Linked DNA regions of Mus musculus: all the other regions are linked to region 1. The links are chromatin loops, found by intact Hi-C in ENCODE. Cell type or tissue: left cerebral cortex. All regions are shown on one strand. Each heading gives the region's core, and the rest is flanking DNA. Links, peaks and the distances in the headings are about the cores only. Region 1 holds the start of Fam136a (family with sequence similarity 136, member A). Region 2 has its middle 67 kb from the start of Tgfa. Region 3 overlaps Tgfa (transforming growth factor alpha). Region 4 has its middle 21 kb from the start of Tprkb. Region 5 holds the start of Tgfa (transforming growth factor alpha). Region 6 has its middle 53 kb from the start of Tgfa. Region 7 holds the start of Add2 (adducin 2 (beta)).

Region 1 (4,443 bases), core at 286-4,285:
AATTGAACCTGACTCTGAAGAACAACCCGTGCTCTTAACTGCTGAGCCATTTCTTCAGCTCCATAGCTTTTGTTTTTGAGATTTTATTTTTTATGTGTTTGCCTAAATATAATGTCTGTGCACCACATTTGTGCAGTGCCCGCAGAGGGCCAAAGAGGGCTTCAGATCACTTATGACTGGAATTACAGATAACTGTGAGCCACCATTTAGGTGGGTACTAGGAACTGAATCTCTGGAAAAGCAGCTAGTACTCTTAAATGCTGAGTCATCTCTACAGCCCCAAATTAATATACATTTTAAGGAATTTTATACAACACAACATAGATTGTATTTGGTACATCAAAAAGGCATAAAGGTGCTTGGTTAGAAACCCCCTTGGTAACTTTCTTTTATATTACTGTTTCTGTGGCAAATATAGCACAACTTAACAGCACACCCAGGGCTTCTTCCAGAATATCAACCCTCACGGACACCAGGGCTCCCACCAGTGTTGACAGGACCTAAGGCAGAACGAGTGTTTCTCATCCCCTGCCAAGGAGCTGCTGTTCAAGGACTTGGGAGCTGTGAGGCATTCCTGACCTGGAACCTTTCCAGCTCGCTGGTGACCAGAGCCTGGGCTTGAGCCAGAGGCGCATGGCAGCGCTCGATGCATTGGTGCACCTGCTGCATAGATGCTTGGGTGTCTTCACAGCAGTTGGCGCTGCACCGGAACATGAGGCCCTGGGGAGCGAAGACAGAGCCTGGTGAGACTGGAAAGACTCTGAGGACAGCTCTCGAAGGACAAGGCCTTGGAGGCCATGCTTCTCTACCTGTTTTGTTTTATTTTTCCCGCCGTATCATCAGGACTTCGTAAGACTGGGACGGTTACCAGGCCTAACATTTGTAGGATGGGGATATATGTTCTTGGGAGCGCGCTTGCTAGTTCTAAGAAAGCCTTGCGTTCCATTCCGCACAGCACAAAGCCAGGGTGGTGGCCCATGCCTGTAATCCTCGCACTCCAAAGGTGAAGGCAGGAAGATCGGGGGTTGGAAGTCAACCTGGGTTAAAAGAGACCCTGTGTGCTGCTATGAGCTCACTGATAAGATAATGTACCCAAGACTGAACCGGAAGAAACCACGTTCTGAAAATCAGTTTTTGTATTTCTGTAGCAGAGTTCAGAGGTCGGCCTGGCTAGTCAACGCCCCACAAGGCGATCGAAACAGTAGAGGGTGATTAAGGGGTGAAGTTAAGCGAGGCCAGTAGGGTGAGGGAGACGGGGCCCACGCTCACGGGCGTTCAGGGTTCGTGGCATCTAAATCAGCGCAGGACGGCCCGAAGGGATTTCGGTCTGGTGGTTCTCCTGGGCCGGTCCCTCCGAGCCTCGCGCCAGATCACCTCAGGGGCGGCCGAACGCTCGTCACCGAGGCCAGGTGGGAGGAAACCGCCCCACGCGAGGCCCGGAGCTCGAACGTCACCGCGCCACCCCCGCCCGAGTTTCCAATCCCGTTTGGGCGCCGGACCGCGCCGCTACCTGCATCTTCCGGATGTTCTCTCTCTCCACACTTTTCACCATGGCGTCCACAGCCTCCTGCACTCGGAGTTGCTGCACCTCCGCCATGGCGACCCTGAGCTCAGCCGCGCCGGCGCCCGCGTGTGCACCCGCTGCGCCCCGCCCCCTGCGCCCGTGCGGGCTTCTCAAGCCACTGAGTCCCACCCTCCGGCTTCGCCCCGCCCTCGGCTGCGCCCCGCCCCTAGCTAGTGAGTCCCGCCCCTTTGCGCTGAGCCCGACCCCCCACCGAGTCACCGCACAGTCTTCCGAGTACCTCGCCCTGGCCCCTGGCCATTGCGCCCTTGTCCTCAGTAAGCGTTCCCGTTCCCGCATCCTCATCGCCCCCTGGCGTCTAGGTTAAGCAACTTCAGGCAGGAGACAGCGGGCGCGCCGCTGGTTCTTCCGTGGAGCCAGGCTTTTGGTGGCCAAAGATCTCTTCGTCGTCTGACTTCTTTTCTTCCTCTCTTTCTCTCTCTCCCTCTGTCAATCCCAATTTTAAAAAAGCGAATGTAATTAGCAGCTCTTGTACAGCTCGATCAGATTTTATTATTGCTATCTTTGTCTTGGTTTCTTTTTGTTGCCGAACAGAATTTCATTAAATGTACATACCACAATTTGCTTTGTCAATTCCCCAGCTGGTGAACATTTATGCCGAGTTACTAGTTACTGCGAGTAAAGGGTACGGTATTCTAGATTGTCTCAAGAGTAGTGTGGGGGTATGGAGGGGCTGTAGATAGCGAGACCGTTGAGTAAGGGCGAGCTGTTTCTGAATGGATTGGTTCTGTCAGCCATGTGCTCTCGTGTTCCCATTTCTACTGTCTTATGCAGTCATCTCTGAAACACAAGTGGTCCCTTCTTCCCATGGGCCGATGCAGAGGGGAGCATCATTAGGTTAGGAAGAGGGCTACTAAAGGCTGCGTTAGAAGAGCTTGGGCTATAAGTGGTCCCATAGAGATAAGGGAAAGTTCGAGTGTTTCGGGAAATCTCTCTCGGCGAGCTAGCATTGAATTTTTGTATTGAACTAGAAGGCCCTTGCCTGGCACTCTGGAGAAGGAAAAGAATGACAGGCAGGTACGGGAAGCTTCAGAGGGCAAAACAGAAAAAAAAGGTTGAAGCTTTGTGGAATAGCCTGGAACGAAAAAAAAAAGACTAGCGTGTGAAGAGTGCTTGAGATTTTAGGCACTTGCTGTGATTCGCCACTAGATGGCAGGCTAGCTCTGTTTTGAGGGTAGGAAAAGCCACACAACCCATTGTCCTTTGAGAAAAGCTGTGTTCCTCCATGGCTGGGCTTTCCCTCTCTCAGATACCAGGGTTGGGGATAAAATGTGTCCACTACTTGAAGCCGGACTTACAGGGATCTTCCAGGAGCAGCTGGAGCCAGGGCGATGGCAGTGGTCACCCAACAGACCAGGTGCTTTGCAAGTACTTTGAATGGGGTCTGAAGCGGACCCTTCAGTGTCCATTTTTCTCTCACTGTGCACAAAGTCAAAGCAAAGGGAGGGGAAGACTCTGGAATATTTAAATCCTAGCAGGGCAAGATGGCTGCCTCAGCCGCGAAGACACCAGACTGTGGCAAGACTCTTGAGACTCACTTCATGATTCCAGATTCCATAGAAAATTCTTTCTAATAAAGGCACAGTTTAACACTTCTCACTTTCTCCTTTATTTCTAATGTGTATCATGGTAGTTTCAGCAGCTGCTTCTACAGTAATGCTGTTAGTCACACTGAGATCTGGTGGGAAGCCTTTGGTAAGACAACTTTGTTAGTTTCAGTATGGCAAGACGAGTGGTTCTTTGATGTTTATGGAAAGTGACTCCTGACATGTGAGGAACCTGCCCCTGTAAGACAGTGGTCACTCTTTAAAGACTGGATCTAACGGCTTGAAGACAACAGGCCATGCCTCTCTGCAGCTCTCTGTAGGACCAAGAGTTAAGAAGCTAGCTATCTGTGCCGTGCTCTTAGAGTATTCCCTGATTACAGGTCCTAACCTATACCTGGCTCCTCCGAGCTCTTTGCCATGGACGCTGTGTTGAACCAAATCACAGGTGTGAAATGTTCCTTAAAATTGACATAAAAGTCTCATATGTCCTTCATTCCTGGGATGTCTCTGAAGAGACTCCTTGACCCCACCCATTCCTCTCATGACAGCTGTCCTCTTCTCTCCTCTGATTCTCTTCTAAAATATGTTTATTTTTATTTTATGTGTATGTGTGTGCCTGATTATATGTGTGTGCATCACATGCATGCAGGGGCCCATGGAGGCCAGAAGAGAACGTCAGACCCTCTGGAACTTGAATTACTGGTGTTTGTGAGCTATCATGTGAGTGCTGAGAATTGAACCTGGGTCCTATGCAAGAGTAGATAATGATCTTAACCACTAAGCCATCTCTCCAGCTTCATCTTATTCTCATGATAAAGCGCCTCTCTAATTTTAATTTTTTTATATTTTAGTATTTATTTATTTGCTTGAGACAGGGTTTCACTTTTTACTAGCCCTGGCTGTCCTGGAACTCACTATGTAGACCAAGCTGGCCTCACTCTCACAGAGATCCTTCCCTGCCTCTGCCTCTGCCTCTGCCTCTGCCTCTGCCTCTGCCTCTGCCTCTGCCTCTGCCTCTGCCTCTGCCTCTGCCTCTGCCTCTGCCTCTGCCTCTGCCTCTGCCTCTGCCTCCTGAGTGCTGGGACTGAAGGCATGTGATATCACCCTCCTGGTGCTCTCTGGGTTTTAAAGGGAAGCTTTCTCCTCTTCTTCTTGGGGTGGGTTATGTGGTCTCTACCCCAACCATATATCCAGTGACTGTATAGAAAATGGAAGAGGAGTGAGATTAGAATCAAATATTAAGACTTGAGCAAGACCTAGCTAGGGAAGGGAGGGGGTAATTGTCAACAGAACCTTAAGATAGGTTGAATACTC
Region 2 (4,443 bases), core at 338-4,337, 240 kb after region 1:
CCAGCTCCCAGTTCTCGTCTCAGTTGTGACAAGATACACCAGTTCTTCCAAAAACAATGGTTCATAGCTGTGTGTAAACTGGTATCACCTTGCCTGGGAACCTTCATTCTCAAGGAGCAAGCAGTGGGAGGCACCCAAGACAGAAATGCTCAAGGAAGTCTTGGAGAAGTCTAGACAGCTCACCATGAACTTCTCAGAATGTGTTCAGACAGTTGGCCTCCTCCCAGAGACCCCTCTGCTACCCCAGGGAAAAATCTACCCGGAAAGCACAAGGGGCTCCCTCAGATGAGGGCAGCCACCCCAATCAGACCTCAGGACCAACTGTCATGTCTTACCAAAATAGGCGTTAAAAGCCGTGATAAGGGGAAGGCTTGTAATGACAGCCTGAGCCTCCTTTCATCCAAATCTCTAGAATCTCCTAGACACACTAATTACCCCTCCCTGCCCTGGGAGGAGGAGGAGCCTGCGCTTGTTACCCTGGCAGGACATCTCAGCTCCCTAAGAACCAACACTGACCTAAACCCAGGAATGGCATGGGGTCCACCCTCAACCCTGTCAGTGTGGTTCTTATGAAGGTTCCTTATCCCGAATTCACTATGTTAAAAATGACAGAACTGGGGTTGGCAAGATGGCCCAGTGGATAAAGGCACTTTGCCTCCAAACCTAACCACCTGAGTCTTATCTCCAGGACTCACGTGGTGGAGAGAGCCAGCAGGTTGCCCTCTGGCCTCCACACATGCAGCAAGGCACGTGCTCCCTGCCCCAAAGAAAGTTCAGTAACTTTTTTTTTTCCTTTTAATGGAAGAAATAAGGGCTGGAGAAACAGTTCAGCAGTTAGACTCTCGCTCTGCGATCATGGGGATAGGGGTTTGGATCTCAGCACCTACATAAAAGCTAGGCATCCCCCCAAAAGCCTGAACCCCAGTTCTGAGTGAGGCTGGAGGATGGCTGGGGTTCACTGGCTTCCAGCCTAGCTGAGGTTCAGAGAGCCCATGCCTCACAGGGACAGGCAGACAATGTCCCCAGGAACTCACAGGTGCCTCTTCCAGCCTCCCAGAATGTACAGGCACACACACCACATATACTCAGACACTTAGGTACCATGAACACACAAATAAGTAAAATAGAATTAAAAAAAAAAACGACAAATGGGGTAAATGGTAATATGTAGTAGTGCCCTGTGAGTTGCCAGTCATTGAAGATGTGGTGTGAGGGTGCCATCTGCCTCAGGAGAGCTGTGCTCCCAATTTGCAGGTCAGCTGCTTGGCATTGTGGGGTAGGAGGGAGACTGCTCAGCCCACAGGCTGCTAGCCGGAGCTCCTATACATGTAAAAACATCTAGCCACAGATTTCAGGACTCTCTACAGAGTAGAATGTGAGGTGGCATAGAATGGTGAGTAGAATGGGGAATATAACAAAATTCCTGTCCCTGGAACCCATCCTACCTTCCTGGACAGCCCTTGGGCTGTGACACCATGAGCCTCACTTCCTGGACAGTGGTGCTTGCCCAGGCTTAGTTGAGATTTCTGAGGACTTGACAGCATGGGAGGAACAACATTGGTTGTCCTAGATTAATACGTTATCCTGTTGAAACCCCGCAGTGGTTTCTGAGATCTGTCTAGGAAAGCCAACTTGTTCTAACCTCAGTCTGGTCAGGGACAATGACAGTCACTTAAAAATATTGAGGGGCAGGATGGGGGGTGACAACTAGGACGGGAAGTCTTTTCTTTCTTTGCTATTGAAAAGATTGACAGTAATGTGTGGTGGGCAGAACCCTGCAGGCCGGCCTGTGAATAAACTTGTTCTTGGGGCTTCCACACTCATTTCAAGGTCACTGGGAGGAGGCAGTTCCAAAGGGGGCTGTGTTATATAGGAGGGTCAGGCAAAGGGTAGGTTAATAGCACACAGAAACACAGGCTGTGTGCGACCCAGCATGGTGTCCTGAGCCTAGCAGGTGGGCTTGACTAGGTAATTAAGGCCAGATCCAAAAGATATCTTTGCAAGGCATGTGACGTGAGAGGTGTGTGGAAATTAGCATTTCTTTGGGGACATTTCTGCATGGATGGGTGAGTGTGCCCCCTGGAGGCAGTGCAGTGAGTTCTCCAAGGACACGGCTGTTTCCCTCATACATGGTAGCAAAGTTTGTCCCATTCACTGGGCATGAGAGTTAATTTTACCCATTATGTCAATTTTCTGCAAGACAAATTGCTGTCGAATATTCTGTGTAGCTAGTGAGAATTGAAGATGGAAGGCAAGATTTTTCAAAAATCCTTTTGTGGTTCATATGCAGGGTTGGGCCAGGCTTGAACAGATGCAATTTAATGCTCGACAGGACTCCCAGACTCCTTTTTTCTTTTAAGTCTTTGTTGATGTACACCCAGGGGTGCTTGTGGCATGATAATAACAATAACTAACACACATTTCCTGTTCCACTCTATTCTGTGAGCTCAGAACAGCCCAGTGTGTTTGGTATAGTAGAATCCCAGTGAGATGGGAACCATTGTTAGCCTTGCTTTACAGGGGAGACAGTGGTTGGTCTGGTAATATTCATAGATAGGAGAAGAATTTTGCAGGGCCAGAGCAAGAGGCCATGCCAGAAAACCCCACCACCCACAGTGGGAGAGAAAAAAACTGCCACAGTGACCTCCAACAGTCTCTCAGAAGCAAGCCCAGTGTCAGGGACACGGCCAACCTACGTGATGTGGGGACCATCACGAGTAGTATTCTCAAATGCAATCCGTGGGGGAAAATGTATCCAAGGGTTGGGTCACCCTGGTTGTCATGAGAGGCATTTGTGTGACCCTCCAGGAAGGAGCAAGAGAAGGGCAGTGACAACAGAGTCGGGGGCGACCCAACACTGCTTCTCATCTGTGCAGTCACCCATCCTCAGCCAGCACCAGGGAGCTCTAGATGGCTCACCATGAAGACTGTGACCAGGATCCAGAGCCACTGCTACCTTTGGATCATGGTAGTGACTCCTGGTATGTGTAGATCAATATCATAAGATCAATATAATCAGCAGGCTCTGAGCTTTCTTTGCCAATTGACTGTCCTACATCAGAGAAGGCAGGGGCAGACATTGTCTTATCTCCCTACAACAAAGCACTTCCCCAGCAAGCAGCAAGCATGTGGTCAAGCTTTGGAAAGACTCACTCCCTTCTCCTTAACTCCCAGAGTGTGACCTGGCCTCCTCCAGGGCTTTGGGCATCTGTGGGGTCTCTGCACAGGGCCCCCCATGTTCTGATTCTATTTCTCTGTTGTACAGAAGAAGAAGCTAAGGCCTGACCCAGGCGACCTAAGTGCTCATCCCATACCAGAGATGCCTCTGGAGACTGGCTCCTGTGTAATGGTTTGCACCTTGTCTAGATTGAGCTAAAGCCATTGGGGTGGCTGTCCTCAAGTGGGTACCCGGTAATGTGTGGTACTCAGGTGTGTTCTGAGGTGAGTGAGGAAGCCCAAAGTTTTCAGTTAGTCCTTTTGCTAGTGAGGAAAAAAAGAGAGCTTAGCTGGAAGCTACTGAGTTAAAAAAGAAAACACACACACACACACACACACACACACACACACACACACACACACACACACACCAGAAAGCAAGGAGCTGCTGCCATCTGGTGGGGATCTTGGGGAGTGGTAGTGAATTGAATTGGGGAGGGGCTGGGCTACTTACCTGGTCCTTCCATTTTTCTGTTTCCTCTCTTTCTTCTTTTCCTTCTTTTCTTCATGTCTGTCTCCCTCCCTCCCTCCCTCCCTCCCTCCCTCCCTCCCTCCCTCCCTTTCTTCCTTCTTTTATAACTGCTCCACAGCCATTTGAAAGAAATGTGCATTCTGATTTATAGACTATTTGCATATCTATTAAGCCAATATGTTTTTATTGTTAATGAAACCTGCTATATTCACACACAGGTGTGTTTACCTATTAATGTATACTTTTATCTACTTGGTGTAGGGATAAAAAGGCATAAAATCTCTCATCTAAAGTTGTGATTTCTCTTCTTTTCTTTACATTCTCATTTAGTTTACCTTCATTACAAAAAAAAAAAAACCCATTTAAAAAAAAAAAAACAAACATTTATTTTGTGGGTAGGAGCGCCACAGTGTATATGTGGAGATCAGAGGACAACTTGTAGGAACCTGTTCTCTCTCTCACCACATGGGTTCCGAGGGATAGAACTCAGTTCATCAGTCTCAGAGGCTCTGCCCACTGAGCCCCTAAGCCCCCCTTCTCTCTCGCTCTGGTGGTGCATGCCTTTAATCTCAGCACTCGGGAGGCAGAGGCAGATGGATTTCTGAGTTCAAGGCCAGCCTGGTCTACAGAGTGAGTTCCAGGACAGTCAAGGCTACACAGAGAAACCCTGTCTCAAAAATCCAAAAATAGAAAAAAATTTCCTTTCTCAATGAGAAATTTATCATGTTTTACCTCCATTTTCCTCCAAGTTATCA
Region 3 (4,443 bases), core at 327-4,326, 90 kb after region 1:
AACAAGAACAAGCAGCAAGGCCCCCAAGTGGCAAGGTGAGGAGAAGCAGGGCAGGATGCTCACCCAGGACTTGACCTCTGGGTCTCCTTCTTGACAGGCAGCAGAAGTCCCACACCCAGCCTGGGGGCTGTGCACAATGCAGGGGGAAGGACACTCTATTTCAGGGTTGTGGTGTCTTCCTGGGATGACACCCATGTTCCCACAATCCTGCTCTGCCATGCGCCATGTGCTAGTGGTGCAGGCTTTTAGTGCCCCAGCTTCCCTCTCTCCTAGGGGTTTCCTGCAGGACTCCAGACAGAAGACCCAAGTACTTTCAGGGAATCTGCATCCCCGGGTATAAAATGTTCATCAGGCCCAGGGTTCTTGCAAAGAGGCCATACCCTGCTTCCTCCTCAGCACCAAAACTCAATTTATTTTTATGCCCAAGAATAAAATTCCTGTAAAGCTGTCGTCCATTTGTGCATAACATTGAGCACAAACCAGTGGTCTTCCTCGTAGGAGCATCCATTTTTCTTCAAGGTAATCAAGAAAGCAGCATCTGGGACCCACACAGGGATCTCCATAGCTCTGTCTCTCACTGAAAAGTGCTTGAACCAACTCTTTGATTCCTGATCCCTGGCTGTGAGCTACTGAACCCTACATGTGATGCCCATGTACTGGAGAGGCATAGAGATGGTTTGCTAAAGACTTACAGGGACTGGGTGGACAATTCTAGAAGCATTCCTTGCAGTTGGAGACCAGCAGTATGTCCCAAGGGCTGGGGCACATGAGAGACAGGCCTGTGTACCCTTTCTACAAGGCTGTGCGGAGAAGATCCAGAGATGTAGCCTTGGCATTTGGGTTGCTATGCATTGTAACTCTCTGCTGGCTAGTTTTAACTTTAACTCAACACAACTTAGAATCACTTAGGAAGAGAGTCCCAATGAGGACTTGTCTAGGTCAGGCTAGCCTGTGGCATGTAGGGGTCTGTCCTGTTTGTTCCTTGAGACGAGAAGACTCATTCACCCTGAGTGTGGGTGCCACCAGGGTTGGGCCTTGAACAGTGGGGGAGTGAAGAAAGGTCTCTCTCTGTAGTTCTGGGTATCCTGGAATCCAGAGGCTTGCTATGTAGACCAGGATGGCCTTGAACTCATTAAATTCTTTCTGCCTCTGCCTCTGAGAGTTGGGATTAGCGGTGTGAGTCACTATCACCCAGCTCCTCTCTGCTCTCGACTGTGGACGTGATGTGACACGTTGCTCCAGGTCCTTGCTTTGACCTCCCTTAGCAATGGTGGTGACCTGGAAGCTGAGCAAGCCCTTTTCTCCCCTAAGCTGCTTTTTATCAGTTTTTTTTTTTTATCACAACAGGATGGAAGCTAGAACAAACCCCACAGGGTAATTGAATGCCATTGCTCTGCAGTACTCTGCAAAGCTTTTCCTAAGAACAGCCTCACACAGAACCTTCCCGGAGTCCGACAGCACAGCCATTCTCAGCCTGGAGGATGTTAGCAGGGAGCCTCAGAAGGCAGAGCAGCAGGGGCGGACCCCTGGAATTTAGTAGGCTGTTCCCCAAGCTCTGTATTCCTAACAGTTCTAAGAAATATTAATATATAGCACACACAGCCATCCACACTGTCTGTCTACCTTCACATCTCATGGTTTCTATGAATGCTGTCAGGAAATAACCCAGAGGCATTTTCACATGCGGTTAGGACTCCCAGCAGACTGGTTCCTCTCTGCACAGGATGAAGTGATAGTTTTCCTCCAGGTAGTAGAAAGAACTTCATTAGGCAGACAGGGGTCAAGTACAGTCGGGTTTAAGATCCCCACAAAAATCATCTAGAGCTCAAGGAATGGCTTCATGCTTATGATTGTCTACTGTTCTTTCAAAAGACCTGAGTTAGTGTCCCAGGACTCATGTAAGGCTGCTCACAGCCTCTTGTAACACTAGATTCAGGGGATCCACTGCCCTCTTCTGGCTATTGACAGTAACTGCACTCAGGCACACACACTCCCGTATATAGACACACATGATTGAATACACATAATTAAGAATAAAAATAAATCTGGTAAAAAATTGGCTTTCCCCCCCTCATTCACATTCGCAAAGAAAATTTCGCTCCAGCCACATTAAAGAAAAACTTCAGTCTTGAGATTTAGGAAAAAAAAAAAGAGTTCATTCCTTCATCCTTCCAAACAAGGTACAATACAACTGAGTAACAATACACACTCTGAAAAACACAACAGTATCTTATATTTCTCACTACTCTTTTAAGTATAATTCAGATATTAAGGAAGAAAGCTTCTAATCACATTAATACATTACAGAAAACCAAAATTAACTTACCACATAAAATAAATTAAAACATTACATATTAACCTTCAGTGCATCATATACAGAAGTCAGAAAGATGAGTTCTAAAAACAGCATCAGGTTCCTTATAATAAACTTATTACACTGTGGAGAGGAGTTACTTTCCAGTTGTGTGTGTGTACATGCACACATGTGTGCGTGCAACACTGTGTCTTTGAGATAGATCAATGGCTTCAGGGAATACATCTGACACCAGAACATTAGAAAACAAACATAAGCCAGGTATGGAGGTACACACCTGTACTCCAATAGGCTGAGGCGGGGGAATCATGGGTTCAAGGTTGGCCTGGGCTATAGAGTACAACCCTGTGTGAAAAATGTGTTGTCTGGGGTGGCCTCCCTTTGGCCTTGGGAGAGAGACAAGTTTATTACTCATTACAGGACTGGGGCCTGTAGGCAGTGTCAGAGTGTTGCTGGTCTATCCAGTGCCTCATAGGCACTAGGAAACCTGGCCTGGGGACTTGAAGGGACCAACGTCACCATCTAGGACTCAGGGACATAGTCACTTCCCTCACCAGTGCAGGTGGGTGGGTACCAACCATGCCTCCTCCCCCCCTTTTTTGGGGGGGGAGAGGAAAGGGATGTTGGGATTATTGTTCCCACCTTTTTCTGGGGCACATGACAAACTAACTCATGGTTTGGTTCTGTGTATGTCCACCTGGAATCTATCTTTCATTTCAGACTGGGTCTCCAATTGTGCTTTTCCGTGGAGAAAACATGTCCCATGGTGTGTTTAAAGTTATAGCTAGAGGTGTAGAGGTCTTTCTAGAATTTTTATTTTAAAAACTTAGACTTTGTGTGTACTCATATGTGCGTGTGTGTGCGTGTGTGTGCGCGTGCGTGTGTGTGCGTGTGCGTGTACGTAGAAATCAGAAGACATCCTGGGCAAGCCGGTTCTCTCCTTCCACCAGATGGGATCCCAGGGGATTGAATTCAGGTTATCTGGGATTTTGGTAAGTGCCATTGCTAACTGAGCTGTCTCAATGTCTCTAGAATTAATTTCAGCTCATTTAATGGGAATGGCCCTAGTCCCCTGAGTCACTGAATCAACTGTACTGCCCTCTGACCTGCCTAGCTGCTAAGAGTGCTCCTGATTAAGTAGCTGTACTAAATATCAAGAGAGGGCCAGTGTGAACTGACAGGAGGGCGCTGGTACAGCTAACCAGGCCCATCTGTGCTGTGACATGGCACAGGAGAAGGTACACAGCGTTTGTCTGACTGACTTCCAAAATCAAAGTCACCAACGCAGCAGGGCTGTCATACGTCGGGGCAGGGACGATGTCCAACCGGACTTGTCTCAACCTAGTCTCAGCCTCTGACTCTGCAAAGGGTAGACTGATGGGAAGGCACTTCTGGGAGGTGTTTGAGCCAGCTGCATCTGTGTACAGGCACTGGGATGGTACTGGCTGCTGCGACTGGCTGGACCTGAGAACAGGACCGTTTGGACACTAAAGCTGAGGTCCTCCCGAGATCCTCTGCCTTCACCATCGAGTGCTCGTGCTAAGCGTTTACCACCTCTGCTTAGTCTTGGATGACAACATCTTCAGGATGGGATATTAAGTGAGGAAGTTCCCAATGATATTTTGATATCAGTTCAAACTCTTTAAAAGAAGTCAGACACCCAGGAGCCTCCAGCAGACCAGAAAAGACCTGTCATCAGAAGCTAACAGTGTGAACTAAACTAAAACAAGCCCCACATCTCCTCCATTTGTGTTGCTCCCTGCCCTCCAGTGAGCCAGTACTTCAGGCGGGGTCTACTGAGAGCACTGGGGGCCAATAGAGGGCTGAAGTCCAGTGAGGTTGATTGGTGTCTGAGCAGCAGGTGACACTTGGCCTTGACCCACTTGTATGACCCAAGGAAAGCAAACTTAACCTATTTTCTCTAGTAATCAAAAAGTGCTGGGCGTGGTGGTGCACATCTGTAAGCCCAGCTTCCAGGTTGCTGAAGCAGGATCTTAACTTAAAGGTCAACCTGGGCTACACAGCAAGACCTTGTCTCACAAAACAAGATAAAGCATCAAACCAAAATAATAGCAAGAATGACAACTTCTGCCTGGAGCTGTGTCAGCTAAGCAGTTAGAGGACAGCAC
Region 4 (4,432 bases), core at 433-4,432, 430 kb after region 1:
GGCAGAAGGAAGGCATCATTCAGCATGATGGAGGCCGTGGCCCGGCTGGCCTCACTGGGGAAGCTGGAGGAGCACGGACTGCCTTGCTGGCAGGTAGGTGATGTCCCCAGAGCGGCAGAGCTGGTATGCAATGTCCTCAGCAGCTTCCAGCTTGCATAGCTCAATCAGGCCATAGCCTGCTGTGGCCAGCGAGTTGTCGATCAGCTCAGCTGCCTTGGAGTCACCCTCAGCAGAGATGATGGCCGCCTTCTGCTGCTACAAATCTGGCTCTCTCAGCGTCCTGCTGAGCCACCTGTTTGGCTTCTACTGCCTCTGTGAACTCCTTCTCAAAGATCAGATGTGTCAGGGACACGTCATCCAGGATGAGCCCAAATGTTGCTGCTTGCTCTGTGAGGTCATCGCTCACTTGCCTGGAGATAGCTCTCGCTGGGTAATCAATTCTCCAGCATCAAATCAAGCCACCACTGACATGAGGATCTCCGTGGTGATAAGACAGCAGCACCTGCTCATCATAGTCCTGGCTGATGTTGGTGTAGATACGAGGAAGCTGGCTGGCCACCGGAAGAGGATGAGCAGTGTGACGTTGACGTTGTGCAGATCTTTGCTACTAGTGATGGTACGTTCCGTGGTCGAGAGCAGCTGTCAAAGAAAATTGGCTTCTGTACCCAAGGGATGAGAAAGTGAGTCCCTTCCCCTACCACAATGTCCTGTACTCCATGAAATTGGTCAAAGATGACAGCTCTGTGTCCAGCATCCACATTCTATAAAGCAGAGTTCACGCCTCCTGTAACTGCTAGCACCAAGCTGACCTTTCCATGGACCGAAACACGAGCAGCTCCTTCTGTTGCTTCCACTCACACCTGGCTTTCACTCTGACCTCCACAGGAACCCTCACTTCAAAACTCTAAAGCAGTAAACTTTTGTGAAGTGCTTTTATCATTTTACACAGAGAACTTCAATATATGAAGCTGAGTCCTTTGACACTAGTTTTACATTTCTTCTGTTAAGATAAATCTATTTGTGTAGAATGTCTTTTCTTGAATTTTTACTTCATCCATGACTAAGGTTGAGTCTCTTTTCATATGACTTGTTTTTTTTTTCCTATGACATGTTTTATTTTGTTTTTTGTTAAGTGCTTATAATGCATTTTTAACTAGGTTTTCTTCATTACTTTTTCTGGATGTCAGTCCATATAGATGCATACTGTATAGATGTACAGATGGTTAGACTGTACCACCGTGCCAGGCTCATGTCATAATGAATGTAAAAATTAAAAGCAAAATGAGGTTGTAGTTCAGTGGTAGAGTGTTTACCTACTAGCATAAAATTCAGGGTTCCACTCACGGTTTGTAAGCCTGCAAGCCAGTTTTCTCAGAATTCTAAAACTGTTGCCCGAAGTGCTGCTCTCCCTTGCCGACCTCCTCCAGTCACTGATTCAGACAGCCCTTTCTGGTGTACTTTCTCCACTGTCCTAATTAGGAGAGCAACACTGGCAGCCTGGCGTTCCCACTTTTCCCGTTGTCTTTACTGCACGCATCACCAGACACCTTCCATGCCATGCAAACAAAATACTGATAAAAGACAAACGCCAGCCAAGGAAAATAGAAAACAAGTTATGGCACGTTTCGTCTGCCTGGGAGGCTCAAGGATCACACACGACCTTCCTAACCCACTCTAGATATAAAGATCAACTTTGTTAGGTAAGTCCCGGATGCAAGTCACTGAGGGAGGCTCTGGGTTCCAGGGGTGCTTCCAGTGACTGATGGGAGCAAAGTGAAAACTGATCGTGGGTTCTCCAGTAATGGAAAAAGTGTGCTCACTTTGCTTAGGTTAATACTCTTCTTATCACAGTAAGAAAGTGATTAACATCTACCATAAACCATCAGTAGACTTTACAACCTGACTTCAACTTCCAGTCTCCACCCAAGGATCCCTCCCGCAGGAAGGTTCTAACTAGACTTTGCTGGCACATTCTGCCCTCCCAGGGAGGAGTCAGCGGAAGGAAGCACTCTCCCGATGTTGACCTCCACTTGGGCAGAGACAGCGCTTCTGGACGTGGAGGGGTTTGCTTCCGGGGAACGATCATCTAAGCCGTGCGGCAAAATGAAAGTGGGTTCCGCCCAGCCGGAGCCCCACCTCTTTCCCTGCGGACAGTTTTGCGGGCGAAGTACGCGTGCCTTTGCCCGTGTTTGTCGCGAGCCCCGGTGGAGAGCGACATGGTCTCAGGAGCGCGGCTCCGGACGGAAGGCCGCTCGGCTGCGCGCGCCGGGGCGCCCCCTGCAGGCGATGCCCGAGGCTGAGGCTGGAGGAGCCGCGTGCGGACCGCACAGCCACAGCCAGGCCCAGCGCTGGGAGGGAGGCGTGGCGGAGAGCGGAGTCGCCTCCACCCCAGGCTTTACCGGGGCCAGCGAGCGGCCTTGGCAGGAGGGACCCAGGCAGGAAGCCCTGAGGGTAGTAGGGACGCCCTGTTGGAAAGCCTGACCAGCCTAAGCCGAGGGCAGGCCATGCCATCCGGGTTGGAGAGGAGTCAGGCAGGGTCCAGACTCTACATGCTGGTCCCAGTGACATAAAGTTAGTGCTTTAGCTTCAGCCTGACTTCCTCCTGAAGGACCCTGTGACCACTGCGATAGGCTAGAATTGTATATTGGTGGCCTGATATTGTGTATCAGGAAACTATTTACAAATAGACCCTGCCCCTTTTGTGTTAAAAAATCTTAGGCAATTCCAGCAAGTCAGAAATGAACATTTGACTTTGGTATTTGTTCTCTTCAATATTTTTTCTTTGTGTACAGGTTTTTAAAAATACTATAGTTGGGGCTGGAGAGATGGCTCAGCAGTTAAGAGCACTGGCTGCTCTTCCAGAGGCCCCAGGTTCAGTTCCCAGCACCCACACGGCAGCTCACAGCTGTCTCTAACTCCAGTTCCAGGGGATCTGGTTCTCTCCTACATGCAGGCTAAACTCCAATTCATATAAAAATAAATACATCTTTTTAAAAAAAATACTATAGTTAGTGCTCCATGGCTGTAGTCCCAAGTATTTAGGAGGGAGAAACAAGAGGTGTGTTGAGTTACAGGCCAGCCTGAGCTACGTGATAAAACCTTCACAAAATCCAAAGAATTACAACAATAAAATAGTCGACAATTTTGGATCACCTTTCAGTGACCAAAAGCTTTCTTTTTTGCTTAATAAGTTCTCTCTGTCTTGCTTAAATGAGAGAAAAATTCCACGGTTTTGCTGTGCTTTTGTGGTTCACACATTTTGCATTCATGTGATTTAATTTGAAGCCTTTGCAGTTTCCATTGCTATCAGCATTACAGGTCTGGTCTGGGGGGATAGGAAGGCAGTCTGGGGATTGAATCTGGGGCTTTGTGTAAGTACACATCTGCAGAGCCAACGTTGGGTGAGCCTACATCAGTGGCTCTCAACTTGTGGGCTGTGACCCCCTCTAGTGTTGAAAGATCCTTTCAGAGGGCCCACCTAAGACTATGAGAAAACACATATTTACATTTCAATTCATAACAATAGGAAAATTACAGTCATGGAGTGGTACTACCATAATTTTATGGTTGGGGGTCACCACAGCGTGAGGAACTGTATTAAAGGGTCACAGCATTAGGAAGGTTGAAAACCCGTGGATTAGATGCTGGGCTGCAGGCTGGTCCCTATCTATGAAGCTGTATCCCTAGCTGTATGGTGCTGACTCCTTGTCATTTCTGCCCTAAACGCACCTCAAGGTGATATAGATTTCACTATCTGGGCTGTGTCATAATGGACAGGTCACATGAATCTTAGGCGCACTGTTAGTGCTGATAGTCGATACTGAAAAAAAGTTCCTCTTGCAAACAATAAACCTACTAGGCCCACAGTGTTTTGGACAGAGAAGCCCTCGAGTAATTGAGAATCGTGTTTGTCTTTATGTCTAACTTAGCTATATGACAGGGTTCCTCCTGGGAGCCAGTACTGACTGTTCATTTCCAGGCCACCTTGTTGGCCGGGGACTTTTTTAACGTGCAGCCTGCACACCTCAGGACCTTTGCTTTGCCAGGGCCATCCACGCGCCTCTATCACACCTGGCACTCAGCTTCCCAGCTAAAGGCACTCATGGCTTCCCTCACGTGCATCTGGAACGGGATGTCTGCACTACTGGACTGTGTGCAGGTCCTGTATAACCAGGCCCCTGCTGGTGTTAGTCTCTCCTGTAAAGACCCTGCTTTCTCAAAGATGGTCCAGCCTCAGCAGCATCCCTGCCTCTCTAGCATCCCTGCTCAGGAGACCAACCTTTCCTGAGGTGTAAGCTCTGGGTGTCCTTTCTGAAAAACCTCACTACTTCCATCCCGACATCTCAACATCTTCTCTGGTCCTTGTTACAGCTCTGAGGGTTTTCCATTCTCCCCTGGCTTCAGAAGTCCCTCAAAAAGACCCGCTATAGCT
Region 5 (4,443 bases), core at 149-4,148, 170 kb after region 1:
AAAAAAAAAATTAAAAAATTAAAAGAAAATAAAATCACAAACCCACCCAACACCTAGGAGAGCTTCAAGTCGAAGGCTAAGGGTACGGATGCGCAACGCATGCTCCCGCCCCCAGGGACTCGAAAGGGGCTCAGGCCAGGGCCACCTAGGGGTCGCACTGGGACAACCTGCGCTTAGGCGGCTTTGAAGAAGCCCGGCTCGGCGACCAGCAGGTAGGCAGGAGGGCGTGGGCACCGGCGAGCCGACGACGCGCAGAGTAAAGTTCAGGCCGGATCTCACCTCCCGGCGGCCACCTCGCTAAGACTGTCCCCCACTTCACAGTTCTTGGTGACTCCCGGTGGCTCGCACGCTCCCACCCACTCCAAACACCCGCCTCTCTTCTGTTCTCCCAAGCGGACTCAAGAGAAACGCAGAGATCAGGCTGGAGCGGCCCGGGAACATCGGGTGTTGCCTACATACCCAGCGCTAGCAGAGCGAGCTGTCCGGTCGCGGGGACCATCTTCCGAGCGCAGGGTGCTGCAGCCACCGCGCTCCCTGCGGTTGGCGAGTAGCCGCGCGCCGCCGCGGTGTGCGCGGGGGAAAAAGGCGCAGGCGACAGGGCCGGCCCCCCGGCGCGCGGGCGGAGGGACGACCGCGCCTCCCGGTGGCACTGGCCGGCGCGCTGCCCGCGGCGGAAACGGGAAAGAGGTGGAGGTTCCCGCCACCTCTCTGCCTTAGGCGACCGGGGAGAGGCGGACCACCCTCCCGCGATGGGGCGCCCCCGAAGGCGCAGGGGTGGGGACTGGAAGCCGGGGGCGGGGACCTGCGCCCCGATCGCGACAGCCAGTCACCACCCTGGGCCAAGGGCCAGGCAGGAAGCGCCTGGCTTCAGACACCTCCCTGCAGTGCTTGCGCCCAGGGTCGCCGCCCGAGTCCCCTGCGTAGTAGCCGCGTCCAGGCTGTAGGCGGCGGAGCGGAGTCGCTCAGGATCCAGTCACCTGTGCTAGGGGCTTCTCCAAGACACGCTTGAGCAGGAGACTGGAGACCCAGGAGCTTGGCCAGTTACCTGGCAAGGTCTGACTCAAGAAAAGCGCTCTCTTCATAGTCAGCCAAACACTCATTAAAGTCGAATTTCCACCTGTGTCCCCATCCTTGCTGGCCCCACTCTGAGTCTCCAGATACATTGTGAAGATCAGGGAATCTCTGTGTACCATGAACTTAATCTCGCATCAACCCTACTGTTCCACTGCTTCGGGGAAGCAGGAGCCGGAACAAGAGCTGGCTTTGTTACAATTAAGTGCAGAACTAAGGAGAAGCTGGTGGTGGGGGTCAGCTAGATGGCCCATTCAGGGGTTGTGTCTTTGAGATGGCCCCTGAATATGAACTATGAGAGGGAAACACAAGAAGGGAAGACTTCTTTTGGATAGAGAATGAATGGCCTGTGGGAGTTTGGGGATGTGTGTGTGTGCACATCCATAGGGGACAGTAACTCCAGAGAGACCACGACTAGGCATAGAGTAATCAGACTGACCCCTCTCCTGCTTCCTGCTGCCTAGCTGCTCGAGAGAAGACCCACTCTCCTAGCAGGTGGGGCGTTGGTCGGGTGTGTTGGACTTGGGATTCTCTTGCTGTCTCTTTAGCTGGATGCTCAAAGTTTCAGAGTTGAAAATTCCAGTTTATTGTAAGAACAAAGGACCTCGTCGATTCCAAAAGAAGGCCCAAGCGATTGGCCCTAATGTGTGGGTACTGTGTTAATTAACCAGCTTTCTGTTGCTGAGACAAAATGCACGCGGTAAGCAACTTAAAAGGAGATTTGGTTTTCTGTTCTAGTTCATGCTCCCTTGGCCAGTCTTGTAGCTTTGGGTCTGTGAAGGGGAAGGACACAATAGTGGGGAGCATGCGTCTCAGCTCAAAAGCAGGGGAGTGGGTCCCAATATCCCCTCCAAGGGTACACTCCCAGTGTTCTAACTTCCTCCAATAGGGCCCCACCTACTGAAGTCTCCACCATCTCTCTCTAGCGCCACCCACTGGGGGCCCAACCAAGCAGCAAAATGAGCTTTTAGGGGAGGAAAAAAAAACCCCTCCCAAACCAAAAAAACCAAACAAGCCAAACAACAACAAACAACAAACAACAAAATGGCGTTAAGTCCAAGCATCCTTTTGTCTTAATTGATTGATTAATGTTTTTGGAGACAGGATCTCACTATGTAGTCTCATCTGGCTTTGAACTCACAGAAATCTACCTGATTCTACCTCCAGAGTGACAAGATTTGAGACCTGTAGAGCCACACCAAGCTCCAAGTTCCCCCCCCCCCTTTTTTTTTTGAAAAAAAAAAAAGTTTATATTGCTTGTATAAGTTTTTTGATGGTATATGGTACATGTGTGTCTGGAGTCTGATCCTCCAGAACTATATAGGACCTGCTCCTCTGGCTCCTGACCCCCTGGAGCTGGTAACATATGATTACATACTACCAAGTGCTGGGAGCTGCTGCAAGATAACACGGGCTCTCACCCACCGAGCCATCTCTCCAGTCCCACCATAAGAGGAACAGTTAAGACCTGCACCATAACAGATGGGATGGTCCAATACAAAGCGGTGTGAGTTTATATAGAAAGCCATCCCTTCCCTACACTGACTAGAAACTATTGTACTTCCTTCTTTATGCTTGTGACTGGCTAGTGAGGGTCCCCAGACAGTCATTTTCTCCATCCATTGCATAGAACTTTCCTATGGCCTTCAGCACGAGGGCTCACTTCCTTCAGTTTGACCTGGTCCTGTCCTGGGGCTTGCCTGTTCCCTTGGCTACAAGAGGCAAGGAATCAGGGCTGGGGACTGGAACACGTGCAGAGCAGCGGCTGAGGTTGGCTGCCAGCTGTCTGGGAATCAGATGTCCTGGTCCTCTGCCCACTGCCCACACACTGTTGAGGCTGGCAGAACCAAGCAAGTGGGCTGGTCCCCTGAAGGGCTAGAAAATATTTTAATCAGAAGATAATTTGTGGGGCTGTAGAGATGGCTCAGAGGTTAAGAGCAGTTGCTACTTTTGCAGAGGACTAAATATGTACAGTGGGAATTCTAGTACTCAACGTGGTGGTTCAAAACCATCCATAACTCCAGTTCCAGGAAACCCGGTGCCCTCTTCTGACCTCAATGGGCACTAAGCATACGCATGATACACGTACACACATACAGGTAAACACCCACATATTTTGCCAGCTTGCAAACTAGAAAGTACACAACTCCAAGTACATTCTTTCTTTCTGTCTCCACCTCTTCCTCCACTCTGTCCCTGCCTCACTGCCTCCCCCTCACACCTTCTTCTCTTCCCCTCTCTGTCTGTCTATCTTTTTTAGGGTGGGCCTTGTTATATAGCTGGGAACTTTCTATTCTCCTGCCCGGGCCTCTTCATTGCTGGAACAACAGAAGTGTGCCACCACACCTGGTTTAGAACATGCCCTAATACTTGAAAATCATTTGTTGTTCCCCAAGATTTTCTTGAACTGGTATAATATGGTTTTAGAACATTCCAGCTTTTTAAAAAAAAAACCTTTTATGTGCATATGTGTGGCGTGCTTATGCGTATATGCATGTTTGTATGTATGGGTGCCTGTGCACAAATGTGCACACATGCAGAGGCCAGAGGTTGAATCATCCTCATCTTTCCTTCTACCTCATTCATTCATTAAGGCAAGGTCTCTCAATCAAGCCCAGAGCTCACTGATCGGGCTGGTCTGCTAGCCATCTTCCTCTATGATCCCCTGTCTCTTCTTCCCAAGGCTGAAATTTTGGGAGAGCTATTACTCCACCCAGTATTTATGTGGATTCTGGGGCTCTGGACTCCAGTTCTCATGCTTGCATGCCAAGCACTGTAACCACTGAGCCGTCTCTCCAGATACCTTCCAGTTTCTTCTAGCGAATAGATCATCAGGTTTGGGAAGCAAATAGCAAGAGTGATGTTGAAAGCTAAGTTTGTTCCATGATCTCTCTGCTCCACTGCCTCAGTTTCCCACATTTTATTAAAGATAAGACTTATTGGGACTGTAGGAGAACTAGATGCCAGAGTTTGTCTACTTGACAGTGTTTCATCTGAACAAAGCTGGCTATTAAAGTTCCCTTGGTGGGCTTGCCTCTCCATTCCATGTTCCCCACTCTTCCCTGGCTTAATCATTCCATGTCAATTTCCTTGCTCACGGGTACACATACATGCATGCCCACACCTCCACGCCTACACACATCTATCTGCATGTGCACACGTACACACTGATATGTTTCAGCTATACAAAATCCATTGCTGTCTGAGCTGAGTAAGTCCCAGTGGTGTCCTTGGGTCTGCGAGGAGACTCAAGGTACCCTCCTTCCCCTGCATTCCTGAGACTCTTTCCCTGTGTGCACGCAGAGCTCTCTTTACAAGAATATCCCCTGGATCGAGCAAGGGGGATTCACTCTGCAGAGCCAATCATGCGCA
Region 6 (4,443 bases), core at 316-4,315, 220 kb after region 1:
TGCTGGGAATCAAACCTGAGTCCTTTGGAAGAGCAGCAAATGCTCTTATCTACTGAGCCACCTCTCCAGCCCTGATCTCCATTTCTATAAATGGCCATAGAATGAAATGCCATCATTCTGAGAATATAAATTATACAAATTAAAATTGTTGAAATTTATTGTATGTGTGTGTGCATATGCACATACATGTATGTCTGTGCACCATGACATGTGTGTAAGTGAGAGAATAATTTGTGGGAGCTGAACTCTGGGTTCTGGGGATCTAACTCACATCGCCAGGCAGGGCAGCAAGCCCATTTACCTGCTGGGCTAGCTCATCGGCACAGAACGTGCAGCCTGTAGAGGCCTCTGACACAGAGTCTCACTGGAATAGTCCAAATCAATTTTCTCTCCCTTAAGTTGCTTTTTAAAAGTACTTTGTCAAGAAAGACAGCTGATCTACAACTCATCTTCATTCAGTCAGTGAAGGGGACATGGAGGTGGGCCTCAGGTATCTGTCTGAGTGGATGCACATTAAAGAGTGTGGCACAGGCTCTCGGGTGCTATTACATGACAAGGAAGAACCAGGAGGCTAAGGTGTGCAAAGCAGTACAAGCAAAGTCCATCCATCCTGGGACACACAGGGCAACCCTGTGCCCACGCTGGTGCCTGCACATCAACCTGCTTAGCCTGCCCAGCTTGCCCCGCACACAGAAACAAATTACTGTGGTTTTAAGTCACGGGAATTTTAGGTCTCTTTGCTCTGTGTTGCTTTTGTGGTGACAGTTGGTAAATACATTAATCTCGCAATCACAGAACTAAACATAGTAGTGAATGCCACCCAACAGGTGAGGCTGGAGGAGGCACATCCTGTACCATTAGTCTCTAGGGCTTTACAGTGATGAGGAGGAGAAGGTAAGGAAGAGGTGTCCAGAGGCTAAATAGAAGGTGATGTGTTATGGGAGAGAGAGCTGCGTGGGTAAGATGGTTCAGGGAGTAGAGGTGCTTCCACCGAGCCCTAGCTCCATTCCCTGGTCACATATGGTTGAAGGATGAACCAATTCCCCCAAGTGGTTTTTTGACCTCCACACACATGCTGTGGCACATATACACCCCAACATGCACAACCAGTCAATCAAGTGTGTCACCTGATAGGGACAGTGGGTAATAAACAATATCCTTTGTGTGACACTATTAAGATCAAAAGAAAGCTTTCTTAACTATGCAAAGACATGGACATAGACTAGGGCTGTCTGGGCAAATGAAGATGTATGACCAACTAAAGTGAGGACTGAGAAATAAGTTCAGACCCAGTGACTCAGGGATCATTGTTCATCTGCACAGTTCTGTTCAGTCAGAGGGCTGAGTTGATCCAGGTCTGATTGAATTCAAGAAAAATGGGAGGACTATGAACAGACAACTCTCAGTAGCCAAGGAAGATAAGAACGCAACAATTGGTATTTTTTGATTGAATATATTTTATAAATATTAACTAATGTGAGCAACAATTGGTTTTTTTTGATTGAATATATTTTATAAATATTAACTAATGTGAATAATCCAGAAAATATGAGAAAGTGACAATAAGGTTTTTGTTGCTGAGCAGTGTCCTGGGGAAGCTGGGTACCAGGATCTGATGGGCAAACAAGGCTGCCAGCCCCTCCTCTGATGGCAGCCACTCATCCCAGCTCAGGGAGGAGGCGGTGCACACAAGGTGGATAGGTGTCTATGGCAGAAATGGTGAAGGGTTCTTTCGATCTGTCAGCTGACAGTAAGCTTGCAGCAGGAGAAGGGGCGTGGTAACCACTGTCCAGGAGGTTGGGAAAATGGTCATTCATGGAAGAACAAGATTGGCTGGCATCCTAAATGTAAAGTGGTGTCAGCAGAGGAGATGCAATTTCCACTTACAGAGTGGGGAAATGGGATCCAGGGATGCTACTCAGTTGGTCAAGTGATTGGCTAGCATAGGTGGTACCCTGGGCTCTAACCCCAGCATCAGGAAACCTGGTATGGTGATGCATGTCACTAGGGAGGTGGAGGCAGGAAGATCAGAAGTTCACAGTCATATACAGTTACTTAGGAAGTTGGAAGTCAGTCTGGGTACCCCAAATCCCTGTCTCAAAGCAAAAACTCAAATCAACAAAACAACAACAAAAAGAAAGAAAGCAGAGAGAGAGAGAGAGAGAGAGAGAGAGAGAGAGAGAGAGAGAGAGAGAGAGAGAGAGAGAGAGAATCACCATACCCTGAACGGCTATATACCCACAGCTTTTCTTGCAACAGAGGGTTGACACCACAAGCCAATTAGCTGCCTGAATTCCAAAAAGAGATTTTGTGAGCAGAGCTGGGGCCCAGTAACCATCACCTGTGGCCCAGCAGGGGCACAGAAGCAAAACAGCAGGTGCGAGTGGTTAAGAAGAGACCAGCAAAACACATCACCAACTGCCAGCAGCCATTGTGGGCTTGGATCTGGGCAAGCAGGGTCTGACAGCAGAGGCACAAGCACTCACTCACAGAGGTTTTCCCCACAGGCTCTTAGGAAAGACAGGGAGAAGGGAGAGCTGGAAAACGCCCCCTGGTGGTGCAGGCCTGGGAAAGGTTATAGGTGAACAGGAAGAACTGGATACGAGAAATATTTTAAGAGATGCAGTTCAAGAGTTCCACAAAAAATAATAATAAAATATAAATTTATATTATAAAAATAATAAAATTATAAAAATAATATATGAAAGCATAGGTCCAAATATTTTAGAGACCCCCCAATGATAAACTACTACCTAAATATAAACAAGTCCAAGAGAAAAACAAAACAAAAAATTAAATTAAATTAAATTAAATTAAAAAAACTCCAGATACTAGCAGGCCTAACTGATAAAACCAAGATTAAAGAGAAAACCTTGATGGGAGCTGTAAGGGAGGAAGGCGGGGCAGGGTGCATGACAGCAAAGGGATCAGGAGGCACAGAGGACTCTGGAGCCATGCATGTGGGCAGCAGTGGCTTAGCATCAGTCAATACTGGAAGAAAGTGACTGACCCAGAAGTCAGAAAAAAGCGACTTTGCACAGTGGAGATGGGGTGGGGAGATAAGGGAAAAGAGTGGTAGAGCAAGACACCTGATTCCCTCCTCTGGCCTCTGGGCACGAGTGCACCCATGCGCGAGCGCACACACACACACACACACACACACACACACAAACACTAGGCATCACTCCAAACAGTATAAATAACTAAATATGACTTATTAAAAAAATATCAAATGGTCAACTGTGTGCCACTTCACAAGAAACCTACTTGTTTTATTTTTGAAGAGATTTATTTGTGTGTGTGTGTGTGTGTGTGTGTGTGTGTGTGTGTGATATGTGTATACAGGTGCCCATGGAGGCCACAAGAGGTATCAGATCCTCTGGAACTGGAGATACAGGTTGTTGTTAGCCACATGATGTGAATGTTGGGAACTTGGGATCTCTGCAAGAGCAGAGCTGTCATGCCCCAGCTGTAGAACTGACCAACAAAGGTAAGACTCAGAATGGTGAAATTCCCGTTGGTGTGTTCTCACACTTAGAGCCACCCTCCTCAAATATTTTGTGTGGTCAGAGACAAATGGTTGAAATAGGTGGGTTTTGTTTTTGTTATTTTTGCTTTTGTTTTCCCCTTCTGGTGATATACTATGAAGAGTGAAAGAGAATGAGGGAGTTTAAAAAGAAGTTGTAAGATTGGATCTTGGACTTTACACTGTTATATTTTGACTCTGCAATGTCTCTTGCAGGCTCATACACTTGAACATCTGGGCTCCAGCTGCTGGTGGAGCTGATTTGAAAAGTCAAAGAAACTGTACAAGTTTCTTGCTGGATGGCCACTGATAGGCGGGCCTTGAGGTCTATAGCCCACTTCTTCCCATCTCTACTTCCTGCTCCTTCTGATCTCTGCTTTCTATCCTGCAGAGGGGTGGAGGAGAAGTCCAGGCAAGACATAGAGTGAGAGCAGAAGCTGCGGACTGTTGTAGATCAGCAGACTGGAAGAGCTGGTCAGAACTGCTGGGGTTTGGGTCCCAAGGCTAGGTGATATTTACACAGGGTGGTCAGAATGGGTGCTTGAAATTGGTACTGTTGGTAATGACAAGGTCAAGGGTATGGACCCAGGAATGACTAACCAGGACGTCCAAGATCACAGGAAGAGACAAAGTGAAGTCCACAGAGGGAGTGAAAGGCACAGTCTGATGACATGAGACTATGAATGGGGAGGGAAGGCCAGTCTGAAACCAGTGTCCCAGAGCATGAAGATGCCTAACATGTGAGCTCCACAATGCCAGATGAGAGGAAGCTGTCACAGGATTCCAGAGGAGAGGAAGCTGTCACAGGGTTCCAGATGAGAGGAGGCTGTCACAGGGTTCCAGAGGAGAGGAAGCTGTCACAGGGTTCCAGATGAGAGGAGGCTGTCACAGGGTTCCAGAGGAGAGGAGGCTGTCAC
Region 7 (4,443 bases), core at 100-4,099, 340 kb after region 1:
TGGATCAGAAAATGATTAGCCTGTGGGTTTTCAAAAAGTATTGTGCTTCTTTCACAGTAAAGAGTTTGTCACTCCTTGTACCTTAGGTAGGGAGGACAGAGGGAGCTAGGCAAGGTCCTGGTCCACAGGTACTAAGAACATCTGTCCACTTTACATAACAAAGGACAAAAGGTAGGCATACTGTGGGGGCGCTCAGTGGTACAGCAACTGCGTAGTGTGTTCAAGGGTCCCATCTCCAGCACCACAAAGTAACGATTTGAAGAGAGCAAAACTACTCAACAGACCTACCCTCTACCACCAGCTACAATCTCCGACATGTTATCCACATGCTAGCAGGAAGGGGCATTGCAAGTCTAACATGTTGATTGTTTTCTGCTTCCATACTCATTTCAAGCACCTTTATTCCAAGTGTTGGGCCAGGTATTCTTTTCATGAGGGAAACATAACTTAAAAACCACCCATGCAATGACAGTTCAAGGCACAAGTTAAACACATGACAGGCTCAGCCAGCTCCAATGCAGTCAAAACTACTCTCTTCCTGTCCTTTGCTCTAGGAAGGATGTAGGACTAGCCCTTTCTTACCCATTAGTCCGAAATCTTAACACAGAAACCTGAGATTTGATTTCTATTATTTATAAGCTTATTTGAAGCACTTGGTTCTTCCTTACGAACTGCCAGAGGAGGAGTGGGCATGAAGAGGTGGCAATGTGTGTCATAAAGACAATTTTTTTTTTTTAAAGAATTTGACAGAGTGTGGGTGAGGCTTGTTTTCTGTATGTTTATCTATTCACTTCTGGCAGAGGATGGAGATGGAGGGTAGAAAGGAAAGGTGTCTGAAGAGCCAGACAATAGGCCGGTTGCAGGCCTGACTGGCATCCTAAAGCAGCCTGCCCTGCCCTGCCCTGCCCTGCCCTGCTATCCTCTCCCTTCCCCCAACACCTGGCAGGCTGTGGTTGTGATTTCAAAACAAGTAACTGCTGGACCCCTGCCTTCTGGACCCGGGACCCAGAATGGCCTTCTCTGCTCCTCCCTGGGGTGCAGAAGGGGAGGGGAGGAGACACAAGAGAAAGAAAAGGTGGGCGCTAAAGATGAACTCGCTGGTAGTACCTCCTCAGGGACAGCGGCCTCCCCTACTCCACCCCCAAAGCTTTGGGATAACATAAAAACGCAAGCCCTGGGTGCCCAGGTATCAATCTCCCATCCTGCGCCATCTGCCCTGCCAGCCCCACTGCATTCAGCCAGGCAGGCGCATCCTATGAATCTGGACCCCAGAGCGCCTAGCTGGGCAGGCGCACATCCCGCGTGGATCCCGCAGGGCGGCGGCCCGGCCGTCTCTCCGAGAAGGCTACACCTTCTCGGTGTAGCAGGCATCACAGACCCTGAATGCCCATGTCCGCGCGCAGGCCCATCTCCAGAGCTCAATGTGACAGATCCGCAGAGCCGCAGGTGTACCCAGGCGTCCGCTCCTGCGCGGGCGCAGCCACTCCCAGGCTGAAGCTGAGCTCGCTGTCATTCTGTGGCTCCAGCACCCCGGGGATCCGCCTGCCGTGGCGCCCACCCTGTTCCTTCTTTGGTGCCCTACCTCGTACTCTGCGGTCTCGCATCCATCCCCAAATTCACCCAGCAAGGCTGGGCAGCGCTCCTCGACTCTGGGATCCGCTTCCTGGACTCACAGCTCTTCCGCTGCGTGGCGCTTCCCGCGCATCCCACAGCTCGGGACAAAGGCCCTAGATCCGCGTCCCCGAGGCGGGCGCTGCAGTCAGAGTCAAGTCCAGAGCCCGCGGGAGGCTGGAAGAAGTGTGAGCTCCCAGCAGTGCGTGATGACAAAGGGCCGGGCGAGTGCGCAGCGCCCCCTCCAGAGCCCGGCTTGCTGCAGCGTCCCCGCCCGCGCCCTGCAGCAGCCTGGGCCAAAGGCAGGACCTGTCCCTCAGGAGAAACCCCAGTAAGACACACTCTGCTCTGAGTTTACACTCGGGGTGTATTTTATTTTGATTTAGGGTCTCAGGACATCTTGCCTTTGAGAGGTAACTTTCAGTGCTGCTAGCTAGTGACAACTGGATGACTAAACTCCAAACCAGATAGATTGATCCTGATTCTAATTCTGACCCCATCTTTAACTAGGCTGGGGGCGCACTGCTGTAACCTAGACAGCCTCTGCTTCCTCTGGCCCCTTGTACTTCTCTACCCTATCCCCTACTCCCCTGGAGAGACCCCAGTGGCTGAGTAGGGAATCAGGATTCATCTTCAGATCTGTCACTCCCCAGCCTTGTGACCTTGAGGATAACTCTGCGAGCCTGTTCTCTCCTGGAAAATGACCTGATCTAATGTATTTGTCACCTGGGCCTTTTCTAATGGTTGGGACAGGATTCTTCAAAGCCCTTGGAAAGCAGGATGTTGCAGGCAGTCAGGGCCTTACACCTCCATCCTGTTTCCTCCAACTCCATGTTAGTCACTCCCAAAGCTCTGAGAAATACGCCTGTCAAAACGTTCAGCCTCCAGAAAAACCTCTAGCCACTGAAGAAGAGCCCTGCTCTCCTGACATTCCCAACAGCAACCCTTTGGATTCCAACACAGTCAGACAGTACCCAAATCTCTGAAAGTGGTCCAGGAATGGACATGTGTGTACACATTGGTGGGGGCATGTGTGCATGTGCACATGAGTACATGCATGTACAGAAGCGAGAAGTTGATCTCAGGTGTTCCTATCGCATTCCACCTTATTTTACAGCATCTTTCATTGATTATGGAAATTGCCATCTTGGCTAGGCTGACTGGTCAACCAGTAGAACAGACATAGAAACGTGTGCTGCTATGCTTGGTTTTCACATCCCGCTGGGGATCAGGTCTCAGGTTCTCATGCTTGCCTGGCAAGCATCTCACCTACCCACTGTCCTAGTGAGTTTTGACCCGATCTAAAGCAATGATTCTAAGCATCCTAATGCTACATGACCCCCAACCATGAAATCATTTTGTAACTATAATGTTGCTATTGTTATGAGTCATATGTAAATATCTGATATGCAACCCCCATGAGGGCTACAACCCACAGGTTGAGAACCACTAGTCTAGAGTCATCTAGAGTTGAAGAATTGCTCAGATCAGACTGGCCTGTGGGCATGTCTGTGGGGTGATTGTCTTGATTGTTAATTGGTATGGGAAGGCCCAGCCCACTGTAGCCAGCACAATTCCCTAAACAGGTGACCCTGACCTGCAGAAGAAAGCCAGCTATTAAGTATGAGCCTGACTGACCCATTCAGCAACCTTTCTCCATGGTTTCTCCTTCAAGTTCCTGCTTGAGTTCCTCCCTTTACTTCTCTCATAGACTGTGACCTGGAAGTGTAGGTTAAACAAACCCTTTCCTCCTTCCTGGGTTGCTTTTGGTCACGGTGCTTATCATAGTACTACAGTGAAACAGAACGTTCACCAAGCTATGTCCTTCAAATAGCTTAAACAAGTACTCTGGTAGTTCCTTTGTATACAGGCTTGTGAGAATGGCCATTCTAGGGCTCGTCCAGTGGTAGAGTGCTTGCTTGAGATACATAAGGTCCAAATACTCAGTAGTAGAGAGGTGGGGTGGGCAGAGACTATTAACATGAATAGTCTCTCAACAAAAGCCGCTACTGCTGCGCTGTGCAAAGATCCACCACCACAAGCCCAGAACAGCCCACAGGCATGCCGCTCAGATGCCAGGATGACTGATTCTTTGCAGTTCTCCCAAAACCCACACCATGATCCCCACACCTCCTCCACCTCCACAGCTTCTCACACGTTTCTGTGTCTTCCTCAGATGCAGTCATGGTCTCTCTTACTCTGTGCCGAAATCTGACAACAGAGCAAGTCACAGGGGTGAACTCTTGCCTCTCTGGTACCTATGTCTAAAGTTCCACAACCAAGTATGAAGCAGTGTTCCCTGTCAGAACTCCAGGGAAGCTGGGAGCCCCCTTTTAGAATTCCATGAAGTGGTAGGTAAGGCAGGCTCCTTTCCTACCAGGCTGCCTTCCTCAACAGAATCTCCACAGGGAATCAAGGACCATTTCCTAAAGCCTCTCAAGCCAACTCTATTACATTCAAGTGTCTCCCTTTAGGGCACTGGTCCCCCCCAAACTAACAGCAGACCCTCCTCGGACCCCAGCACTATCCAAAGGCTTCATGCAACATTTTCCTCACCCAGTCCTCAAAAGACCTCCAAGAGATGGGCAGAATTATCATCTCCTCTTCACTGGAGAAACTGAGACAGAGTAGATAGGTAATTTATCCAAGACCACACAGCTAGTACATGGCAGAGCCAGGGTTCTAAGCTAAGCACCCTGGCCCCTGAGCTTGTGATGGCCTCTACTTTCCAGAGGAACAAGAACGGGTGTTCTGAAGCAGAACTAGAAGCTAGCTGTTGTAGATCACGTCTGTGATCCAAGCACTCCAGGGGCAGAGGCATGTGGATTGCTG

What was found. Peaks named below come from ENCODE experiments on the same cell type or tissue, not always from the same donor. Only the 100,000 strongest peaks of a DNase experiment are listed, where the experiment ranks them.
Region 2: it touches region 1 in a loop (9-fold over the local background); 32 of 42 quality-filtered maps call a loop at or near these places.
Region 3: a loop joins it to region 1, with 2.2 times the contacts of the local background. A loop is called at or near these places in 2 of 42 quality-filtered maps.
Region 4: it touches region 1 in a loop (2.8-fold over the local background); 8 of 42 quality-filtered maps call a loop at or near these places.
Region 5: it touches region 1 in a loop (4-fold over the local background); 13 of 42 quality-filtered maps call a loop at or near these places.
Region 6: it touches region 1 in a loop (6-fold over the local background); 13 of 42 quality-filtered maps call a loop at or near these places.
Region 7: a loop joins it to region 1, with 5 times the contacts of the local background. A loop is called at or near these places in 18 of 42 quality-filtered maps.

The regions. Positions count from the first base shown.
Region 1 is chr6:86,362,887-86,367,329 of GRCm38, reverse strand. It overlaps Fam136a (family with sequence similarity 136, member A), which reads right to left and starts at 1,684. Exons shown (of 3, transcript NM_025591.3): 1 at 1,511-1,684; 2 at 580-720. The coding sequence starts at 1,597. In left cerebral cortex, for the core only: CTCF peaks have their summits at 1,881 (motif pointing left) and 2,712 (motif pointing right); DNase peaks (open chromatin) are centred at 1,743, 2,366, 2,440, 2,731 and 1 more place; H3K4me3 peaks cover 2,236 bases; H3K27ac peaks cover 2,374 bases.
Region 2 is chr6:86,126,286-86,130,728 of GRCm38, reverse strand. It overlaps the pseudogene Gm19596. Among named protein-coding and RNA genes, the nearest start is that of Tgfa, 67 kb to the left of the region's middle. In left cerebral cortex, for the core only: CTCF peaks have their summits at 2,089 (motif pointing left) and 3,627 (motif pointing left); DNase peaks (open chromatin) are centred at 2,068, 2,869, 3,368, 3,575 and 1 more place.
Region 3 is chr6:86,273,411-86,277,853 of GRCm38, reverse strand. Tgfa (transforming growth factor alpha) reads right to left here. Exons shown (of 6, transcript NM_031199.5): 6 at 2,110-4,443. Among named protein-coding and RNA genes, the nearest start is that of Tgfa, 80 kb to the right of the region's middle. In left cerebral cortex, for the core only: a CTCF peak has its summit at 1,963 (motif pointing left); no DNase peak of the experiment used is centred there.
Region 4 is chr6:85,934,840-85,939,271 of GRCm38, reverse strand. It overlaps the pseudogene Gm7542. Among named protein-coding and RNA genes, the nearest start is that of Tprkb, 21 kb to the right of the region's middle. In left cerebral cortex, for the core only: a CTCF peak has its summit at 2,248 (motif pointing left); DNase peaks (open chromatin) are centred at 1,700 and 2,145; H3K4me3 peaks cover 1,266 bases; H3K27ac peaks cover 665 bases.
Region 5 is chr6:86,191,562-86,196,004 of GRCm38, reverse strand. Tgfa (transforming growth factor alpha) reads right to left here and starts at 783. Exons shown (of 6, transcript NM_031199.5): 1 at 460-783. The coding sequence starts at 499. In left cerebral cortex, for the core only: CTCF peaks have their summits at 928 and 2,008 (motif pointing left); DNase peaks (open chromatin) are centred at 579, 841, 1,988, 2,854 and 1 more place; H3K4me3 peaks cover 1,172 bases; H3K27ac peaks cover 1,123 bases.
Region 6 is chr6:86,140,102-86,144,544 of GRCm38, reverse strand. It overlaps the pseudogene Gm19596. Among named protein-coding and RNA genes, the nearest start is that of Tgfa, 53 kb to the left of the region's middle. In left cerebral cortex, for the core only: a CTCF peak has its summit at 2,568 (motif pointing left); a DNase peak (open chromatin) is centred at 2,528.
Region 7 is chr6:86,026,086-86,030,528 of GRCm38, reverse strand. It overlaps Add2 (adducin 2 (beta)), which reads right to left and starts at 1,848. Exons shown (of 16, transcript NM_001271857.1): 1 at 1,583-1,848. In left cerebral cortex, for the core only: a CTCF peak has its summit at 1,860; DNase peaks (open chromatin) are centred at 1,527, 1,776, 2,347, 3,698 and 2 more places; H3K4me3 peaks cover 2,192 bases; H3K27ac peaks cover 2,823 bases.